Linked DNA regions of Mus musculus: region 2 is linked to region 1. The links are chromatin loops, found by intact Hi-C in ENCODE. Cell type or tissue: gastrocnemius. All regions are shown on one strand. Each heading gives the region's core, and the rest is flanking DNA. Links, peaks and the distances in the headings are about the cores only.

Region 1 (11,301 bases), core at 5,958-8,457:
TCTGTAGTTGGCCACCTGTGTGGGGTGCTTGGGCTCTACACAGCTAGGTGGGGCACCTTGATCTAGGGTGTTGATACATCATAACTAAGGGAACAAAACTTACTATAGTTTCTCCCGAAACCCACCATGCTATGGTAAACAGACAATACGAGGGGATAAAAGACAGAACACAAGGCTTTAGAATCTGGGCATCAAGTGACAATCCAGTCTGGTAGTGTAGGGCACTGAGCTTCCAAATACAGCATCCTTAAATAGAAAGTGGCTGCCCTGGGCAACACTGGAAGAGTGGCTTATGGAAGGGACCTGAAAAGTGCTGGAGTGCAGTTGATTCTGCCTCCCCCAACTCTGCCAGGAGGCTGGAAGTTCAGCCTCTGGAGAAGACAGTGCCAAGACTGCAACACCAGGCCCAGCAAGGAGCTAGGGCTCTAACGGCATAGGAACCTCGGGAGTGGGAATTAGAGTACCTCCTCTCAGCTTGTACACCAGGCAGTCTTCACTTGCTTGGTGGGATGCTGGAAGCTCTGCAGATGGCCCAAGAAGAACGATCTGAAAGTGTTTATGTCAGGTTCTGCAGCTGGCTTTTACTACTTTGTGGGTTCTTTTTCCCACCCTTTATCATCCCCCCCCCCCCATCACTAGAGAGGAGAGAACAAAGGATAGAGGGGAAAGAGAAATCCCTGGATCTAATTTGTTTCCTTTTGTTTCTTCTTTGAGCATGACTACTAACAAACCACAACCAACACCCCTGAACAACCAATAACCACCCACCTTGCCTCTCCCGGCCCTAACATTTATAAACCCTCTGAAAAGTTCCCAGCATTCCAAATGTTACACAATCGCAGAAACTATCTGCAGCTGGCAAAAACCACGCCTCTGCTAAGCATGAGGCAAATCACAGTCAGCTGCTGAGGTCAGCCTGAAGCAGGCCCATATCTCATATCTGGGATTAAAAGGAAAACACTTTCTTATATTTCTGTGATTTTGAAAGAAACCAAAACTCCACAATTGTTGCTTCATTTCCCTTTTTCTGTTTTAGGCCACTGATGGGGCTGTGCATAGCAGGAAATTAGAAACAGACATTTTCTTTCGGGTCAGTGGCCAAGGTTTTCAGGAGACCCCTCCTGTTCTTTCTGCTGGAGCAGCTTTGCCTGTGATGTAGGGAAACAGCAACAGCTGAGCAATCCCATCACCTGTGTTAACTTGCATCTCTCTTTTTTACATAAGCCATAATTTGAAGTTCTCCTTCGACATCTTCATTTATAATTCCTGGATGCACAATGAATCCACGGGAAGTTAACCCATCCCTTCCCAAGATCATCCCTGCCGTCCCCGAGGGCGAAGGACCACAAACTTCCGTAGTTATTTTATAGCACTGAGTTTTGGGGGATTAAAGTAAGATGTTACCCATGGTCAATGGCTTGTAATTTTTGCTATGGGGCCTGAGTCAGGCCCCCAAAGTCGTTTCCTATGGTAAGAAAATACCGTGAATATCTCTTCTGGATCTGCACTCCTGAACCCAGTGGAGGCCTTTGCCAAGTCACATACACACCACAGGAAGCCTAGGCATTCTTTCTGTTTGAGATTTAGGAAAACCATAGCTCCTAGAAATGACTTGTTTACTTTTTGGCACAAAGTATTGTATTTCTCAAAGTTAACACTGGGCATTTTGATGAGGGTTTGGTTGGTCCACAGTCTCTTTGCAGTTGACTGCATTTCCCACAATTGAAGCACCAGGCATTTTGGTATTGGAAATCTCTAGCTATAGCTTTGAGATATATATATATATTTAGCAAGGTATATTAGAACTGATATAGGTCGTTTCCCTTATCCACTTGTCCATAGGTGCTACCCTGCCTTTAATGGTCCAATGACATTTTTACATTTAGCATTTGTCTTTTCAGAGGCCAAGGTGTGTCTATCAAGAGTTTCCCTGTGTTGGGGTCTGATGTGGCTTTGTTCACAGCAGAGATAAACCTTGTTTCCATCTTCAGTGTCACTTTGCCAAAGGCCTGGATTCAAGGGCTTGTTTGTCATCCCAGGTCAACAGAGAGGTGGAGGAACCATTAAGGGCTGCAGCCTATTGGAAGGCAGTTGAATTGCTGGAAGTGTGCCCTTGGCAGGGACATTGGGACCTTGCTTATTCACTCAACCTAGCCACCATGAAGCATGTAGCTTCCCCTACCATGATGTTCTGCCTGCCTAGGTCCAATTGGAACTAGCCAACTATCAACAAACATCAAAACATGCCTTTCTACCTTGTAAGTGGCTTGTTGATGGTTTTGTTTGTTTGGTGTGGTTCTGGGTGTTGCACTTAAAGCTTAAGCTTCACATATGCCCAGAAAATGCCCTACCATGAAAAACATGGCCTCATCTTTTTTTCTTGTAAGTAAAGTCTTACTAAGTTAGCCAGGCTCCTCTAGCTGTGTGTGCGTGCATGTGTGTGTGTGTGTGTGTGTGTGTGTGCGCTCTCACTGAACCCAGAGCTAGTCTGATGGCCACCTAGCCCAACTCAGCTCTGAGATCACAAACAACCACACCCAGCTCATGTAGGTCCTGGAATTTAAAGCAGCAGGTGCTTTACTCACTGAGCCATCTCTCTAGCCCCAGCTAGGTTAGTCTTGGATCTCTCCATAGCCCAGGCAGGCCCTGAAATTCCAATCCTCCTGTCAAAGCCTCTAGAATAGCCACCACAACCTAACGCCACATGTGCCTTCACAATCATGGAGTTTTGTCACAGCTCAGGAGCTACCCCAGCCTTTTACACAGAACATTGCAACCTCAGACTCTCTTGGATTTCTTAGAGCTGTTCCTGGCTTTCTCCGCTATACTAACTCGCCTCTCTCTCTCTCTCTCTCTCTCTCTCTCTCTCTTTCTCCCAACATCATTTCAGGAAGCTATGGAGATACCAGTTCAGTCGAGTGTATCCAAGTCCAAACTCACCATTTCCTCTCTAAGTTGTTCTTCCAAAGCCGCCCTGGTCAGTTGCCAACATCTGTAATCCTCAAATTAAACCATTCTCCCCGGTTCCCATGGCCGAGCCTTTAAGTCCTGCTGCATCTCTTCTTAAAATAGCTCATGAGTTCATCTCTTGCTGTCTCCACACCCACTCATGGTCAAGCCCACCCCCATTATCCCTTGCTTCCCATCCAATTGACCACAGCTTTAGACCCTCCTATGATTTTTCATTTTCTAGGATTTCCTTAATTTGGCCTCAAAAGTGTGAACAACCCAGTGCCCCCAGCTTCCACGCTGGCCATCCGAGCACTTGGATGATCCTTCATTCCCTGCCCCTGGGCCTTCACATCCACCATCATCCTCTGCACACAGGTGACCTCTCTTTATCTTTCAGACCTCCCTGTGAAACACAACTACTCTGATCCCTTGCTCGAGCATGGCATTCCCACTGGCTAGGCACCACTGATGTTAACTCTATAATCCTCTTCGTAACACCCATAGCAGTCACTGGGTCGGTATTGACGGACACCAATCCTGTGTATTGATGCTTCTTCAATACCTGCCTGCTGTCACTTAGACATGGCTTCAGCGTGTCACTGAAAGCTTGGTGTCCCAGTATAGAGATAGTAACAGGTAGACACACAGTTAAGAGATGGAGCCTAGAGAGACAGTGACAGGCCACGCAGCTGCCATCTGCAGGGTAAATGTGTTTTTCAAAGGACTGCTGTTAGTTCCTTCCAGGGCCCGTTCACTCCTAGCCTCACCCTCAAATCTCTTTGGTTTGGTCTTTGCTCACAACTCTTCTTTTTTTAGTTCTTTCCCCCACTACGAGGCTGTCCCTCGTAATTCAGTCAGAAGGCCCTCACCAGAGGTCAGCCTGATGGGACCACATGGTATTGGACAGATGTGAGCTGAATAAACCTCTCCTTGTGTTCCTTAAGCAGCCCCAGTCATTTTTATAGCAACAGTAAATGGGCTAACGCACTACCACAGGGTACAGAACATAACACGAGATTGGTAAATGCTTCTGGTGTGACGTTTTGTTTATAATCTAACGTTGTATGCGTGTGTGTGTGTGTGTGTGTGTGTGTGTGTGTGTCTTCGAGAGGTCAACATCAGGTACTATTCCTCAGGTGCTGACTTGTTTTTGAGACAGTCTCACACTGGGTCTGGTACTCATCCATTAGGTTCAGCTGGCTGACCAGCAAACGCTGGCCATCTCCTGACTCTACCTTCTCTGGTGCTGAAATCACAAGTGCACGATATCACATCTGTTTTTCTGTTTTTGTGGGTTGTGGGGGAAGAGGTTTGAAGTCATGTCCTCTTACTTGCCAGGCAAGCATCAACAACTGAGCTATCTTCTCAGCCCTCATAAATGTGTATATGTTTTCTATGTTGCTTTTTATGTTCTTATTTTCATTTATGTCTTAGAGGAGAAAGAGAAACAGTCTAGGCTGCATTACCCTTAAGTGCAATACTTGGGAATCCTCAAAATGTCATAGTAACCAGGCCTCTACTGTCTTCTACCATTCAGTGCTCAGTGGAGGTGCTGAGAAAGTCGCCTTAATAAGAACCAGCCATTCAATCAGATGGTGCCTTGCCACATGACTTTGTCTCTTTGATTAAACTGTTAAATGAGTTCAAATTAGGGGTGCCCAGAAGACTTCCCAAGACAGTACACACTATTGCTGTCGCTCTTGGCTGCCCATCAGAACTTGACGGAGTTCATAACTGGCTGAGAACACCTCATACTTCCATAAGAGGACATGGCAAAACCAAGACTGTACTAAGCAGCAGGCATCCACTCCCGGCTGGCTTTCACAGTACAGGAGGAGCCTGCTGTGTAGGCTTCAGGGGGTTGAGGGATGGCTATCAAACAATTTTACCCAGTTGAGAAAACTGTGACCGTGGCGAGAATGTTTCAGAAGAAACCAGCCACTTTCTGGGTGTGTGTAAGACCTGCTCCTCGGGAAGAAACACTTGTTCAGCGCTTTAAACACGCCAAGAACCCATGCTGGGGCGCTCATAGGCCCCAGGGGTGGGTCTATTATTCTGCTGAGTGATAGGAAATCAAACAGCCCTCTAAATCTATGTCTCTGTACCCACCGAGTAATGCGGCGCTCAGACTTGATGGTTAACAGAGAAAATCACAACTGGTCAAAGTGCAGAAGAAAAATGTCAGTGGAGTGCTCAGCCACAGATGGGACATCTATTGCGCAGCCCCGCCCCCCCCCCCCACACACACACACACACAAAAAGACGTGGCAGAAAGGTTGTCAGAGACAGGGGTCAGGGAGCCAAACTGTGTCCTCTGGGCATAATGAACACAGAACATCTATGACTGTTCGCCTAAGAACTGCATGACATCAAGCTAGCTGACAATCCATCTTGGACATGTGGGGGATAAGTCCCCTAATGGAGGCAGTTGGTGGCTTCTGGAGAAGGGAAAGTCAGTGTTTTCATTAAGGGTGTGGCCCCTAGTAGGCCACCCATGCTGCAGTATGTGGCCCCAAGCCCACAAGTAAATAGAAGTATGGATTGGATTTGATGGGTTACTAAAACATGGCCGGGCATGGTTGCACACCTTTAATCCCAGCACTCAGGAGACAGAGGCAGGTGAATCTTTGAGTTCCAGGCCAGCCTGGTCTAGAGAGTAGGCCCAGGACAGCCAGGGCTACATTGAGAGACCCTGTCTCAAAACAAACAAACAAACAAACAAAAAACCAAAAAACAAAAAACCCCAAAAACATGAAATTGGGAGGGGTGGATCTGGGAAGAGTTATAAAGAAAACAAGGTAAATATGATCAATTATATGGAATGAAATTCTCAAAGAACTAGTTACGTATATTTATAAAACTCCAACAACAACAAAAAAACAAAGCAAGACAGCAACTAGTTCAGAGTAATGGTACCCTAGGAGTTAGACAGGACAGATCAGTGTAGAATCTTGTAACAGCCTGATTTTAGGTTCAAATGCTGTGTCTAAATGTAAAGCACATGACTGACAGTTAGTGCTAGCATGAGCAGACGGTAATTTACCCCAGCATGTGTAGGCTAGTCTATGGGAGCTCAGCCTTCCCCATCAGAGCCTTAACCACTCCTGATGAGACACAGGGAAAGTGGGTTAGGGTTTCTCTCTGACCGGGGTATTTTTGGGGGACCACCTAGCATGCCAATGGAAATGTCTCTTTTAAGGAGTGAATGTTTGCATCCCTCTCTTCATCACTGCAGGTCAAACCTTCATCTCTCATGGCATAGATTCTTCATCTGTCTTGTGAGGCTGTGGCAGAGTACATGAGGCTAGAGAATTTATCAATTTAGGAATGTCCTTCTCAACCATTCAGGAGGAGCCCAAGAACAAGCAGTTTCTGCCTGACAGAGTCTTTGCCCAGCAGAGGTGATGACACAGAGAAGTCAGGAAGAGAAGAAAAGAGGGCTCTGACCCATCCTCTTGTTAGACGACTCCTATGATACTTGATGGCCTCTGGAACTCCAAGCTTTTCTGAACTCTGCCAGTCTGTGGCATTTTGTTACAGAAAGCCAGACCGACTATAATGCCCCTCACTCAGCTCCCGAAAATCGACTCTAGAATCAGCTCCTCCAACTGACGGTGGCTGTTGAGTTTAATTTGTGTATGTTCTCCAAGTAGCCCAGGTTGGCTTAGAACTCATGATCCTTTCTGCCTTAGCTTCCTGAGCTGGGTTTGGGGATCCAGCACAAGCTGGTTTGGGTTTTCTTCATGTGTGGTGTAACAATCATTGTCTGTGTAAGAGTTTACTCGGACACAAGCAGTCTGCTCTTACTTTCATCCCCAAACTCGCAAATCTACATTTAACCAGAGAAAATAGCCACTCAGCAGGACTTCCTGTATCCAGGGGCGGGGGCGCTCCACGCGGTCCATCTTCTCAGCTGCGCATTGGCTGAGTCAGCTCCCTACAGTCAGTCCCTGGGCTTCTTTCCAAGTTTCCTTTACTGCAAGTAGCAGAGACGAACTTTTTTTTTTTTTCATACTGACTGCTTTTCTCTAGCTTTAGGAATCTTCGAAGTTTCCCGGTCAAAGAGTTCAAACTGTCTTTGGCTTTTACAACTAAGGGCAAAAGCCACAACTACATGTGTGGCGATGCCCCGTGCCTACCCCCAAAGTGCCGTGGAGCTTGAATTACTCCGGCCCCACCAGTACAAGGTCTTGTCGTTTCTCTTTATTCAAACTAGCTTGTGTAGCAGGCCTTAATTTACTACTTCTTTCTCTGCAGTACTGTCCGTGCTGTGACTCAGAAATCGCTTGATTTGCTGTGTTTCCAGTCAGAGAGCTCTTCCACTAAAGAGTCTCAACACTCACCCCTCAGCTCGTTCCTATTGTCTAACGTGAAGTTTGTTGAGGGGTTAGTATGGTTACACTGCAGGAGATTTACCTGGACAAATTGTGAAGAAGAAGAAAATAGCTAAGCAGGAAGGCTAAGAAGCAGTCCTTCCCCCTTCAGGCACGCTCCCGGAAAGGTGGTGTTCAACGCAGGCCATCTAGTGGATCCTCCTGGGAAAAGTGCCCAGGGGGAGTCAAGAAAACCATTTCCCAGTGCAGAAGGATGGAGCCCAGCTCAGAGACTGGAGTTCTCACTGGAGGAAGAGCTGCAGTTGCCCCTACTCCTGGGGACAGGCTATCCCTTCCCTCTTCCTGGCGTGGGTGTGTGGGAACCGGCACGAATGAAGCCAGTCGTGCGGTTACTAAGCTGCTGGGAGTTGGGGCCTTAACTTTGACTTAGCATGAATTCTGGCCCAGAACCTCGCCCTGCCCCCCACCTCTCCTCAGCGAGGGCCCCACATTACAGGATGTTATTCATCCGACGTCTGTTAGCTGCGGCCCCAGTGTGCCAGGCAGAAAGACTGAGTCAGATTCTGGAGGGAAGAGATTTTGCCAGGAAGACCTGGGCGTGGCTCAGGTAGGTGGAATCTGAGGTCGCAAGGGCATGAGAAATATAAAATCAGGGATGTTTTCACGAGATCAGTAGGATTTGGCTTTCCACACCCACTATTCCTTATATTTAAACAAAACAAAACACGCTTAGGCAGTTAAAAAAAAAAAAAAAAAAACACTTTAAGAAATATACACTGGCCGGGCAGTGGTGGCGCACACCTTTAATCCCAGCACTGGGGAGGCAGAAGCAGGCAGATTTCTGAGTTCGAGGCCAGCCGGGTCTACAGAGTGAGTTCCAGGACAACCAGGGCTATACAGAGAAACCCTGTCTTGAAAAACCAAAAAAAAAAAAAAAAAAAAGAAAAGAAAAGAAAAAAAAGAAAAAAGAAAAGGAATGTATACTGTATGAAACTGCCGGTATGTAATGTGTATGTGACATGTAATTATATAATATTCAATCTAATGTAGTGCCATATATAGCAGATATATAAAGTGGAACTAACAATGAAACAAATATGGAATAAACAAGAAGTGTGTGTTTTCTGTGCACATGTGTGGTCCACTCCTGAGCAGCTGCCAGTGTGTGATTTAGTTCCTGGAGGTGGACTCTGAGGCAGACTTAGAAGATGAGAGCATTTTTTCGGTGGGAGCTTTGAGGAATGAGCAGCATGAACTTCAGATGGAGCCCTCACCGTTATCCCTAAGGACGCCTCTGTCGTAACAGTCTTCTCTCTGAGTCTGCAGGGAGGCCCTCACAGCCAGGACCCCTGTTCCTTTACAGGGTCCCTTAGAGAGCATAGCATCATGTTTGCATAGAACCAGCCTGCATCCTTCTGATGCTTCATACATCCCTAGATGCCTTAGATTCTTGGTACCTGGGAACACCATGCCCTGGGGAAGCAGGGCAAGAGGAGATTCCTGCATCTCCAGTCCTGAAGTCCTTTCCAGAGATGTTTGTTCCATAGTTGTCGAAACTGTCTGTGTGGAAAATCCAGACGTGGATGTTTGATGGTTAAGACCAGTTCTAGTTGTATTCCTCATAATTAGAAGGACAGAGAGGAGAGGAGAGAGAGCGAGTAAGAAGAAGGGAGACAGGGAAAGGAAGGGAGACTTAATTCACTCCAGATACCTGGCTCCCTAGTAGTATTTTTTTTTTTTTTTTGACTTGACCACAGGGTGAACCCAGGGGCTGTGAATCATAAGACTTGCTCCACGAACACTCTGTTCCAAGCCCCTGAACTCTGAGAACTTTTCATGTTGTGTTCAGATCTTCAGGCAACTCGGTATTTCTCTGTGCTTGCCAGCCTTGAAAGGAAGGCGTGTGCTTATCTGTAGTGGGGGGGGGGGGGGCGGGGGGGATGTTTAAATGCAGAAGCAGGCCCTTAAGGCCTGGTTCAGTGACTAGCAGCTTCATTCTGTTTAGAGTTCCTGGACCAGTGATGTGCCCTTCTTCCTGACAGCGTGCATTTAACAACCCCCATTGTACAGGACTGCCAGCTATCTGGCCATGTGCCACTCACACTGCCCAGGAGACACGGGTGCTCACTGTTGGTAGACTCAGCACCCAGGAATGCAGATAGTTGTAGAAGGAAGGTACAAATGAGCACCGTCCCCAAAGAAACTCCATCCTGTGTGAGTGGCTTCAGAGCCTTCGCCTTTCAACATGTGTGCTCAGAGGTAACTTACAGCTGAACCCCACACAGCAAAGTCTGGGTTATAGCAACTTTGCTGAGAGCCAACCCATTCTGGGAGGGGACTGAGCTGTCTCTGAGGTCAAGCTGCTCAGGCACAGCAAACATTCCTTCTTGCAATTTTTTTTTCTGTCTTCCCCTTCCCTGCCACTTGTGACTAACAGTCAGCACACACCACAAAACCATCCTAGCTGGGGGTCACTCTGGCTGTGGTGACCCACTTTATCCTGAACACTCAAAAGTACCAAGTCTGCTGTGGGCCTTGGACTCCCTCCCATCTGGCCTCTCACCTGCCTCAGGTTCTCTGTGTCAGTCAGAAAAGGAAAGGCCCTGTGTCAGGAAAATGCTACCCCCCAGGCCTTGGTGACTTGATACAGGAATTGTTTCCGTCTTCCTGGTGCTATGTGTTCAGTTCGTGTGAGGGGGGAATTTCTACCATGAGGTAGGAACCTAAGTAGATGAGCCTCCTAGCCCAAACCACCATGGTCACAGTGACACAGGGAGGAGACAACATGGAAAACTACACAGATTCCCACAACTTCTGCTCAAGTTTCAACAGCCCCAGCGAACTTTGCAGCCATGCCTGACTACCATGGGCACAGAAAAGGACATTCCTACCATCTACCAGACGGACAGAGACTAAAATATTCAAGGATGATTTTTTAAAACTATTAGACTAGGCTGGTGAGATGGCTCAGCGATTAAGAGCACTGACTGCTCTTCTGAAGGTCTGGAGCTCAAATCCCAGCAACCACATGGTGGCTCACAACCATCCGTAAAGAGATCTGATGCCCTCTTCTGGAGTGTCTGAAGACAGCTACAGGTTATTTACATATAATAAATAATTTAAATTTAAAAAACAAAACAAAAAACTACCAGACTATCTTTAAATCAATGATGCATTTGAACTTGGACTCGTGTGTCAGCCACATGGACCTGAACAGACCTCTCAGACTCTCAGCTCTGCTCGCTCCTTCTATGACAATACACTCACAGTCACAAGGGGAAGAATTCCTGACTGTGGAAGCCAACCGCCACTTCCTGCCAAAGGAAGGACCGGCTCATCATCCCGGGAGATCAGAGTCACATGGTTAAACAAGATTTCCAGAGAATTCCCAAACACCCTCTTAACTCAGCAGGTTCATTGGCCAGCCAAGAAGCATGTCTTAGACCCAGATCATAGGCCGAAGACCCTGAGAGGTACCGAGGTCACTGATCGCCACACACTGTCTCCGAGTGAAAGAACTCTGGTGGGGACATACAGACAGACATGTTTGAAGCATCCATCTAAAGAAAACCTCCCCTGCTGTACAATCTCAATACCTCCGGAATCCCAAAGGCACCGCTGGGAGACATTGACAGTGAGCCGGGGAACTCATCGGGAATGTACTGAACTGAAGCCCAGGAGCAGGGCTGCCAATAAGGGAAAGGCGTCAACCTATGCTGTTCTCACGAACTCCCAGCAGTCATGGCTGCCTTTATGAGACCCACACAACATCAAGTCGGTCAACATTTTAGCGTGGATGGGGGTGGAAGGAGTCCCTACCCCAGCTGAAGAGATATTGTTCGTTTTGGGCTGCTAGGAGAAGGAGGTTATTTTTAGGCTGTGGACCCCTGAAAGGTTAACCATGTTCCAATATATAGCCCCCCACCCATGCATATATGGGTAGCGAAAATTGGACTCGATGGGTTACTTAAAAGAAAAGACATGAAGTTGGGAGGGAGCCCAGCGGTTCAGTGCA
Region 2 (11,301 bases), core at 3,460-5,959, 59 kb after region 1:
GCTTAAAGTAACTCTGATAAACGCAAGACGCAGAAACAGAACAGAGAACCCAAGGAAACAAATGCAAACAAGGCGCATAAAAGGGAAGTAAGAGCTGGCATACCAACAATTACCGTAATTGTAAATTATTTACAAGCACCAACGGAAAGATAAAACTGGCAGAGTGGATTTAAAAAGAAGAAAATAACTCAGGTTTGTATTGCCAACAAGAAACATATGTCAAATTTGAAGGCCTAGATAAGCTGAAAGGTATTTTTAAATTTTTAATGGAAATAATATAGCACTGGGGGCTGGAGAGGTGGCTTAGCAGTTAAGGGCATGTACTGCTCTTTTAGAGGGTCCCAGATCAATTCCCAACACCCACACCATGTGGCTCACAACTGCCTATAACTCTAGCTCCAGGGGGATCTGACACCTCTGGCCTCTGTAAGCACCTGCACTCATGTACTAGTGTGTGTGTGTGTTTGTGTGTGTGTGTGTGTGTGTGTGTGTGTGTGTGTGTGTGTGTAGAGACAGAGAGATACACAGAGATACATATATAGAGACACAACACATATACACAGACATACACACAGAGAGACAGAGACAAAGAGATATACACATAGACACACAGAGAGACATACACACACAGACATAAACACAGAGAGAGAGATACGTAGAGATACATACAGAGAAACACATATACACAGACATACACACATGTACAGAGACAAACAGACACATACAGAGACACATACAGAGACATACACACAGAGACACAGAGAGGGAGATACATAGAGATACATATACACACACACATACACAGACATACACAATCACACACAGGCATATACAGTGACATACAGACACACACATATACACATATAGAGACAGACACAGAGAGACACATATACACATAGAAATACACAGAGATATATAGACAGAAACACACACATACACAGACATACACATGCAGAGATATACAGACACACACACACAGAGACAGACATACACAGACACGCACACACATAGAAACAGTGAAAGTGGAGGGACCGTCTATGAGGTCGCCCTAGGCTGTCTCCATGCTCAGTCCTGCAGAGCCCATTCCTCAGCAAACAAAATGTAGCAGCAGGTGAGTCACGGCTTTTACTTGGGGAAGCATGTCTATTAGATACTGGATATTCAGAGTTCCTATCGGGCATTTGTCATGCAGTCCCCTCTGCCCAGCACACGTCTAAGTAACAAAGCAAGGCAGGTGTTCTGCATAAGCTGTACTTGTGTAGTCTGCACTCTGAGAGCCACTCTTACCAGCAAACTTCGAATGGGAACTCTCTGCAAGCCAAGTTCCCAGATTCCAGCAAGGCCTGACCTTGCACAGGCCTTCCCAAGGCTCCCTGTTGCTGACCTGAGGGTCACCTTTCATAGATATGCAGGCACACAAGTCTGTGGATATACTAAGAAAGCATTGAATCTCTCTCTTCCTCTCTCTAAATGATTGACTTGTGTCTCTTACTAAAGTTGTTTTTGGAAAAAAAATCCCAGCAAGATTTTTCTCTTGACATAAAAGCTTATTCAAAGGTTGTATGGGAGAGCGGAGAGCTCAAAGGCCTTAACAAGGCAGAATAACTAGAAACACTCCATCTTACCAAGCGCTCTGTGTAGCTGCAACAACCAAAGTCTTGTGCTTCCAGTGGTGACACGGGAACCCAGGCAGGGGAGAGACTCTAGAAATATGACCAACTGATTTTTAATTAAAATATTTATATGCTATTTATTATGTGTGCATGCACACACACACTATATAGTACACAAGGATCAGAGGGATCAGAGGACAGCTTGTGGGAATGGGGTCGCCTTCCACAATGTGGGTCCCAGGGATCAGATGTGTGTTATCAGGCCTGACAGAAAACACTGAGCCATCTTGCCAGCCCTCGGGTGAAAACACAGGTACACAAGTAATGTAATAGAAGAGGGGAGCTTGGAGAAGAAAACTGCATGTCCAAAAGAAAAATGAACTTCAACAAAAAACCCAACAACTTTTATGAACATTAGCTCGATAGATCCAAGGCTTAAACTGAAAACATAAGGGCCATAATAAACCTGAGCCAAGTATGGCCATGCACGCCTTTAATCCTGGTGCTTGGGAGGCAGAGGCTGGAGGATTTCTGAGTTCGAGGACAGCCTGGTCTACAAAGTGAGTTCCAGGACAGCCAGGGCTATACAGAGAAACCCTGTCTCGAAAAAACCAAAAAACAAACAAAAGAATATCAAAACTTAAAAGTAGAATAAGCTTAATGGGACCTATGGCTAGACAGAAAGTTCCCAGACTGGCTACTAAATGCAGGAGCCATAAAATGAAAAACTTTAGGCTTTTTCAAAAGTCCTGCAGAGGAGATGAAAAAGACACAGACTGAAGGAGAATGTATGCAGCCTGCACTGTTGTCAGATTCTAGAATCTAGAAAGAGTCTGTAAAACCCAACAGTATGAAAACGCAGAACAATCCTATTAGAAAATGGACAAGAGACAAACCTGTCACAAAGCCAGCCCTTTCCGAGGTGCACACTGCCTACGTACCTGTGAGACTGACAAGAATAAATCACCAAATCCCGGTGAGGATGCTGAGAACCTGGGCCAGTTCCACTCCTCTGGTGGGAATGGAAAATGATGCATCACCCTAGACAATGGTTTAGCAGTTTTTAATAAAAACAGACATGAGCCCCGTCCAGCCATCTGTTGATCTAGACATTTGTTCCTGAGAAATGAAAGCTAGCACCTGCGTGCAGACCCTCACAAGAATGTCCTCAGTGGCTGTAGTAGTGGCAGCTCAGACTGGAGGCAGCCCAGGTGTCCTTCAGCAGGTGACTGGTTAACCTAATGGTGATACATCTGTACCACAGAAAACCACCAGCAGTATACAGGACTAGACCATTGATGTGCATGGAGATCTCTGTGGGACTCGGCTAAATGAAAATAGCCCCAACCCTAAATGATTCTGTTTATACAACAAGTTCAAACAAGGAAATGAGGGACAGGCTAGAGGTTGGCAGAGGTGAATGGTCTAGGGGTGAGGAGAGCAAGAAATGAACATGGTTATCAAAGCACCATCCCTCCGGGCAGCTTTCTTTCTGCAAGTCTGATTCATTGTCCTCTATTTCACATACTATCCCTCTTTTGTTTATGTACTTTGCAAATATTTTCTTGAATTCTGTATCTTGTCTTTTCATCTTTATCCCGTGAATTTCCCTAGAACAATATCTTGGCTGTGGTGAGAAACACATGAACATAGGAAGATGATAAGATTTTTTTACACACACATATGCAACACATACACACACATGTGCGTGCACACAACATGCATATGCATGTGCACATGCACACAACACATACATGCACACACATAGGTACATACATACACATATGCTCACACAACACACACACATGCACATGTGCACACAACACACTCTCAGAGTCATGCACATAACACACATGCACACGCACGCACACGCATGCGTACACGCATATGCACAAGTGTAAGTAAAACAGAAACTGTAAGGAAGATGGTGAGGCTGTACCAATGGCAGCATCTGGGCTGTGATATGATACAGCTCGACCTCTGACGCTGAAGCTTCTGTTCTCTCAGATTCAACTAACCATGGGTGGGAGTTATTTGGAAAAAAAAAATTTGACTGAACATAGGAACTGGTTTTGTTTGTTTGTGTTTTTAGCATTATTTCCTAAACAATATGGTGTCCCGGCTTTTTACATAGGATTTCCATTGTTCTAGGTACTGAGTCAGCTGGGGCTGATTTTGAGTGTGCAGGGGTGTGTACAACAAGGTCTCTACAAATACTGTACGTTTCATATGGAGACCCGGGGCCTGGCAGCCTTGGAGGTAGACTTCCTCAGGGATTTAGAGGATTCTGGAGGCAGTGCCTCTGGATCTGAAGGGAGGATTGTACCACAGTTTGTGAACAGTGTTAGCAGTGGGTGGAACTGAGCTGAGCATAAAAGGGGCCTCTCCCTTAATTATTTCTTACAGCTACATAGAAATCTATAATTACATCAGTAAAAAAATGCAGTTAAAAATAATAAAGCAAGCATAACTCCATAATCGTGGAGAAAAGGCTGTGGTAGGCCCCGTGCTGTCTCCCAGCGGGATCCTCGGGGGCTCTCAGAGCTTTGTGAACCACTTCCGTTCCAATCCTTGCTCCCCTTCAAAGCTCTCTTCGCCCTTCTCCTCACCTGAGAGATGAGAGATGATAGTGTCTGTCTCTAACAGATCTGAAATGCCTGGGACCTTAGCAAGGGGAAGCCAGCAAGGCAGAGCCTGGCTGTGCACACCTGGAAGCCATCAGCCCCAGGGAAGGCAGCTGGGTCTGCTTGCCCTTGCTTCCCCAGGTTCAAAACCCAAGGGAGAGCCTTCAGATGAGAGCTTTTGAGGTTCCCCCGAAACTGTCCGCCTCCCCGAGGCCAGAGGTTCTTTATGAGTTGAGATGAAGGCTAATGTATAACAGCTCTGGTATTTACCGAGGCGCTCGAGGTGGAGATTCCATCGGGGAGGTAGCCTTGGGCTGGGGGTGTAGCCCAGTGTCGGAGCTCTTCTGTGAAGTCCTGAGTTACAGCCTCACCACGGAAAGAAAGATAAGTGGAGCATACATGCTCTTTAAAGCAACCGGCTGGAACACTAACCTGCGCCTAGGCTTCTGAGAGTCTGGTTTAACCCCTCCCCCACCCGCCCACACCACACACACTTGCTGGGCTTTGTGTTAGGGGAAAGAAATGGAAACACCCAGCCACACATCCCCACGAAAACATTAGCACAGAGATTCGTCCAAGAGCAGGAAAGGTGGCTTTCAGCATTATGCCACTGTCCCCGAACACTCCAAATAAGCACATAGCCTAGCTAAAATATATTCAATGTCCAGACAAGCCTGTCTTGTTTGCTCCCTACCGCTTCAATCTGGCTACCTCACTGAACAGTCTCCACACCCCTCCCTCCTTATCCCGAGCTGGGAAGGAGAAATATGCCAAGATGCAGCAGGAGGTCTGGTCCCATCGGAGAGACCAGGACCCAGATGTCTGCTGCCTGCCTGCAGAGGTGACAGGCATAGATAGAAGTCTCTGTGAGAGAGATGGATGGATGGAGTTATTCTCACCCTTGACCCAGGAGAGGCCAAGATCTGAGAAAAACATGAGATTTTTGTTTGCTTCTTCATCAAAATGACTGTCAAATGAAATGACCATATGAAAAAGAAGCCCAGAGCCATCTCTCCTCTGCTAGGTCTCCAGGGTCACACGAGTTTTCAGGGAACAGGGCTCCCAAGATCCCACTGTGTTTCTCGGGCAACCAGACTGAGCTGTGGACCCAGAAACTCACAGTCTGGGGCCAAGGAGCAAAATGTTTGCCTCTTTTGTGTTTGTGTGTGTGTGCGTGTGTGTGCGTGTGCACCTGTACATGTGCATACATGCCTAATCAAACCCAGGGAAGCAACCCTTCAACCTAAACCCCCAAGTTAACACAATTTAAAGGAAATGTCTGTCCTTTCCCATCCTCTTCAATATAAACTCCGAAAAGTATCGTGTGTGATCCCGTTTCTCTTCGGGATGTCATGGAACCAACTTTTGCCTTCCTCCCTGCCACCACACACAGAGACACACACAAAGATACATGTGTACATAGACATACACACACAGATACGTATACACACAGGCACACATAGCCTATACACACATATTCATATGCATACACACATAGCCACACAGATACATATGTACAGAGACATACATGCACACATCATATCCACACATACACACACACATACGCGCACACACACACACATGCACAAGCACATATGCACACACTGCTTTCCCAGCTTAGCAACTGTCTAATCCGTCCCTCCCTCACATGCCGAGCCTTTGTGCTTGCTTGTCTTTGTTCCCCTGCCAGCTCTTGAGCTCAGGGGGCTGCCTTGGGGTGGCAGCAGGAGCCTGTGGAATGCAGCTGTGGGTCGGCAGCTGGATCCATGTACCAACAAAGCACCACGGGGCGGGCAGGCCGAGTGCTCATCTTCCAGCCCCTCCCACCTTGGGGAAAGCAGGCTCACGACGAGCCAGCTGCAGCCTGACAGTTGTGGCCACCACCACGGGAGGATGCCAGAGGGTCCCCTGCCTGGCCTAGCAAGGGTCTCTCTTCCTTGTTTAGTCAGCTAGGGTATAAGAAGGAATAAGATGAGACAGAGCCTTTGGGGCCAGGACCCCCCAGCGAGACTGGTGATGAGTCTCCCTCCTAATGAGGTGTCCAAGTTACAACCAGCCTTTTGGCCCTGTCCACCCTGTGGTTCCCAGGGCTGGTTAGAACTTGTTAAAGTTGAACGCATGCATTACCCGCTTGTTCTCTAGCAGCCTAAAACAAAACAAAACAAAAAACAAAAACAAAACAAAACAAAACAAAAACACAAGCCTTGGGCGACACCCTGGCTCTGCAAAGGTTTTGGAAGCAGAGGCCACCCTTACCCCCACCCTCCCACCCTTAGGAACTTATCCTTGACTCCAAGCACCCCTCCCTGGCCCTCCTCTGTGGGAAGCCACCCAATGCAGTGCCTGGTGTTATTTGCTGGCTGCCTGTGAAACTTGATCCCCTCACTCCCAGAGGCTGAAGTTTGCATAAGAAAGCAAGCATGGACCCCTTATACTTTCAACGCTTCCCGCAGGTATTCATTTTGCAATTAAGTTGTTCATTAAATCTAATGGGTCTGGAGATGGTTAAATACTTGAGTAGCAACCTCCCTTCATGCAGAAGTTGACTGAGCTGCCGTGCAAGGCTTCTTGCCTGCTAGCCTCTTGTCCCAGTAGCACAATTCTTGCACATTTTTAGTTTCAAAACACGTTTGCACTGTGTTGTGTGTGTGTGTTTCAGTGGCTATGTGAATGTCTAGGTCTGTGTTCTGGCAGGGATGGAGCCTGTGTGTGTGTGTGTGTGTGTGTGTGTGTGTGTGTGTGTGTGTGTGTGTTTGAATGTCTGTGTTGGTGTGCTGGGAATGGAGCCCTGTGCCCATGTGTGGTAGGTAAGCTTCTACAACTCAGCTACATCCTCCGCCCCTATATTATTCTGACCCCATGCCTTTCCTGTCCAGGGTCATCAGAGCCCAAAGGTCTTACTGGAGGAAGTGCAGCCACTAGCTGCTGCAGCAGGATGTCACCTCTGTCCTCCCTGGTCTCCTGCCTCCCCCTGGTCTGGCTGACCTTGCCTCTGCCCCATATATGTACCCTGAAAGAACAGAACAATAGGTAATCGCTCTGAACTCTTGCCAGATCTGAGAAATGGGACAACAGTTCTCAACTGCCAGTATCTGCAGGGTGGTCTGAGGGTTAGGCCAATGAAGTAAAGCACCAAAGAAATAAGGGATTGCTGCATCTTACAGGTGCCTGCAAGCAATGTAACAACATTGCTCAAGTTTTTATAATCATTATGCAACTATGTGTCCCCAGATGAATCTATGTTTACATTTTAACTTCATATCCAAAACTACCTGTGAAGGGTCACTTCTGATCAGAACCAAAATAATTCTTTCAGATGTGGTAAGAGAGCCCTAGAGGTGGACCCTGGGGACTGGAGGATAGTGCTCTGCCCCAGTGCTCGGCCTAGACAGCATGATCTGAGAGTAGGATTTTATTACATTACTATCTCCTTATCTTTGTAATTGCTTTAAATTGTTTTCCCTGATGCTGAGTGATGTGCAAGGGAGATTGGGGGTGCCAGCGTGATGTAATGGGAGTCTGGATTAATGACAGTGATGTCAAAGCCCGAGAATGTGGAAGCAAACCAGAGCTAGAGCTAACACCATGCTTGGAAGACTTGTTGGGATGTCTGTCTGTCTATTTGTCTGTCTGTCTGCCTACCTATCTACCTACCTACTTATTTAAGATCACAGTGTGCCCTGGAAGTATATCTTGGTCTCCTTAGTGCCAAGTGATTATGAAAACAGGTTAAACTAATGTGATTCTCATGCTACATAAAGCAAGCAGGCACTTGCTGGACCCCAAAGAAACAAGAGTTCCCTGGGTTTTCTCCATGGGAGACTCAGGATCTAAGTATAGGTGAGTCTGAAGGAAGCCTGAGTGTACATGTTACCAAATATTTAAAAACTCTGGGACTTTTTTTTTTTTTTTTTTTGGTTTTTCAAGACAGGGTTTCTCTGTATAGTCCTGGCTGTCCTGGAACTCACTTTGTAGACCAGGCTGGCCTTGAACTCAAAAATCCGCCTGCCTCTGCCTCCCGAGTGCTGGGATTAAAGGCGTGTGCCACCATGCCCGGTGAAACTCTGGGACTTAAATAGTACTTAGAGTCATTTGACCCCATGCCTTTCCTGTCCAGGGTCACCAGAACCCAAGGGTCTTTCTTACTGGAGGAAGTGCAGCCACTAGCTGCTGCAGTGGGATGTCACCTCTGTCCTCCCTGGTCTCCTGCCTCCCCCGGTCTGGCTGGCCTTGCCCCTGCCCCATTGTTTATGAAATTCTAACAACCTAGGTTAGGATACAGCAGCTCAGGGGGTGGCCGATGAGGACTGCAGTTCTTCAAGGCACAGACTAACCACAGGGCCACCGCTGGTCCGTAGGCTTGCTCTCTATTCTGCTCTGGTGATTAGAAACTGCCAGAGGCTTGGGACAGCCCGGCAGGACGTGGACCCTCCTTCTCTTCAAGGCCAGCTCTGATATTGTGTGTGGCTTCCCTGTGGCCATAATTTAGCAACAACTGTGCTTTGGCTTAGGGCCTAATAAATGTCCTCATTGTCTGAATCAGAACCGCACTGGGGAAATGACGCAGGGGCCAGTGAGCCCAGAGACACACAGCCCTCTTGTCTGGCACCCTGGACTCCTCCCCTCTGACCCCCTCAGACCCCCTCTGACCTTACTCTCACTGTGCTGAGCCTGGGTGGCAGTAGACTCCAGTGCAGGGAAAGTGGAACTCAGATCTACCACAGCCTTAACTTGCTAGCCCAGCTCTGCATGTTCAAGCACAGCCAATGTCTGCAATGTTCCCTGTGTCCAGTCTTCCAGGTCCTGTGTGTACCAGCACTTTTGACTGAGACTTATGGCCAGACCTCAGGAGTCCTCTGTTCTCTCTCTCTCTCTCCCTCTGTCTCTCAAAATAACTTTTAGTTGGATGGTGGTGGCACACGCCTTTAATCCCAGCACTCGGGGGAAAAAGAGGCAGGTGGATTTCTTTGAGTTCGAGGCCAACCTGGTCTACAGAGCAAGTTCCAGGACAGCCAGGACTACACAGAAACACCCTGCCTCGAAAAAGCAAAAAGCAAAACCAGACTATTAGTGATGCTGCTGCTGCTGGTGATAGTGATAATTACAATGATGATGATAAAGGCTCTTGTTATATCTTGATCACAACTATGCCCCCCTACAAAATGCTGGCAAAGAGCTAACAAAATGCCTGTCCTGTGATAGACACTTGACATGCATAGTGTGACTGAGTGAGAAACAGATGGATAGTTAAACGGATGAATGGTGAGTGGGTGGGTGGATGGGTGGACCGGAAGATGAATAGATAAATGGGCAGACTGGACGAAGAGAGGGAAGGTCGGTGGGTGGATAAATGGACCTGAATATCATCTTATATGTGTTCTTGTATTCATTTCTGCACAGAAAAGATCCAGGAATTCTGTGTTGGCACAATGTAGGATTGTAGAGAAATCGTATTTCCTCCTGTTTCACTGGAAAAAAGCCTAGAGGCAGGTGTGCTGGCCCAGAGTTTGGAGTGATACGCTCCCTCGTGGAGGGGGAGGTGCCGCAGCAGGAAGCTTGTCTTAGGTGCTGGCCAGGAAGCAGAGAATGGAGAAAGCCTAATGCTCACATGGCTTTCTGCCTTCCCCACTCCTGATTCAGTTCAAGACTCCATCCCAGGAGATGGTGGAGCCACGTTCAGGCTCGGTCTTCCCTCCTACTCGGGGGTTCTGGGTGCATACATAGGCATCCAAAGCTCGTCTCATTAAGGCCCAGGTGTTCCTAAAGCCAGGCAAGTTGGCGATCGATCCACGTTCACCATCACAAGCCCACCCTCTTCAACTGGATAGCTGACCACTTTGAAACCATAAAATTCTACCCTTGGCCCCATGGGCTCATGGCTGCCCCATAACTCGAAGTGCATTCATTCCAAAACCTTCATAGTTTCAACACTGTTCAAAAGTTTAGTCTTCTTTCAGGCTTCAAGTGTGAGAGCATACAAGTGCTCTCTCTCTCTCTCTCTCTCTCTCTCCTCTCTCTCTCTCTCTCTCTCTTTCACACACATACACACACAATTCTGTCTCCAACTATAGCTACAGTGAGGCTAACACTGCAGTCTATGAAGAGGGGTACAGTTTAGTCCAAAATACAAGCCCTAAATGAAATTCCTAAAACATTCAAATTCTCCTTTTTCTAGCACTTTTGCAGAATCCACCCTTCTATATCTCTGGGACATGGAGCCCATATCCCATGAGCTATTTGGAATGTCCAAAGTAACATGGATGTTTCGATAACAGTTCTCACCACAGGATGAAGGGTGTGCCTCCCTGAAGGGCTTGTATTCAGGTAGTCTACCACACTTGCGGTTAGAGTACTGTGCAGAAACATTATCATTCACATTTATGTATATATCAAATACTCAGGAGGGAGGACAGACTGACACCATGACACAAACTTTTAGAAGAGAGGCTTCTGGGAGGCAGTGAAAGCCAGTGCTGGCCAACGCTCCTAGGTGTCCTCCTGACCATGGCTCCATGCTCTGAGGGGAGAGAGACAATCTAGTCTACAGCTCTGCACTCTCGGGCAAGAGGACTATGCTGACTTGGGTAGATGAAACTTCTAAGCCACGCCTCCTCCTCAGCTTAGCCTTAGCCCTGGGGCAGACAGGGAAGAAGACACCCGCCTCTCTCACACCCAGAGGGGGCACATTTCCTGGTGCAACTGGGACGAAGTCTGTTGTCTACTGTATATGTCTCTTAACACACATGGCAGCCCCACAGACATGACAAATGGAGCTTACAGATCTACCATCAACCCCCCAGTTCCTGTGTTCTGTGGAAGCATGTCCCGCTGCATCTATCACCTAACGCCACTCTCGTGTCTGGGTCACTAGTGGAAAACACCAAATCAGAAAGCAGCAAGACTCCATTTTCACGGTGGGTTTTCTTTTCCCACAGGAATGAAGTTGTGACCTTAATGATGTCAGACCCTTGCTTTTGAAGGGAACAAAGCATTTAAAATTAAACTCCAAGGTTGTCCCAGATACAGAAATAAACTTTTAAAAAATCCCCAAGCACGTGACAATC

The links. Peaks named below come from ENCODE experiments on the same cell type or tissue, not always from the same donor. Only the 100,000 strongest peaks of a DNase experiment are listed, where the experiment ranks them.
Region 2: a loop joins it to region 1, with 2.5 times the contacts of the local background. A loop is called at or near these places in 5 of 42 quality-filtered maps.

What each region holds. Positions count from the first base shown.
Region 1 is chr1:39,757,753-39,769,053 of GRCm38, reverse strand. No RefSeq gene overlaps it. Among named protein-coding and RNA genes, the nearest start is that of Gm3646, 42 kb to the left of the region's middle. In gastrocnemius, for the core only: a CTCF peak has its summit at 7,477 (motif pointing left); DNase peaks (open chromatin) are centred at 6,853, 7,527 and 7,715; H3K4me3 peaks cover 1,365 bases; H3K27ac peaks cover 2,399 bases.
Region 2 is chr1:39,696,110-39,707,410 of GRCm38, reverse strand. All of the region lies in intron 4 of Rfx8 (regulatory factor X 8), which reads left to right. Among named protein-coding and RNA genes, the nearest start is that of Rfx8, 19 kb to the left of the region's middle. In gastrocnemius, for the core only: no CTCF peak of the experiment used is centred there; a DNase peak (open chromatin) is centred at 5,007.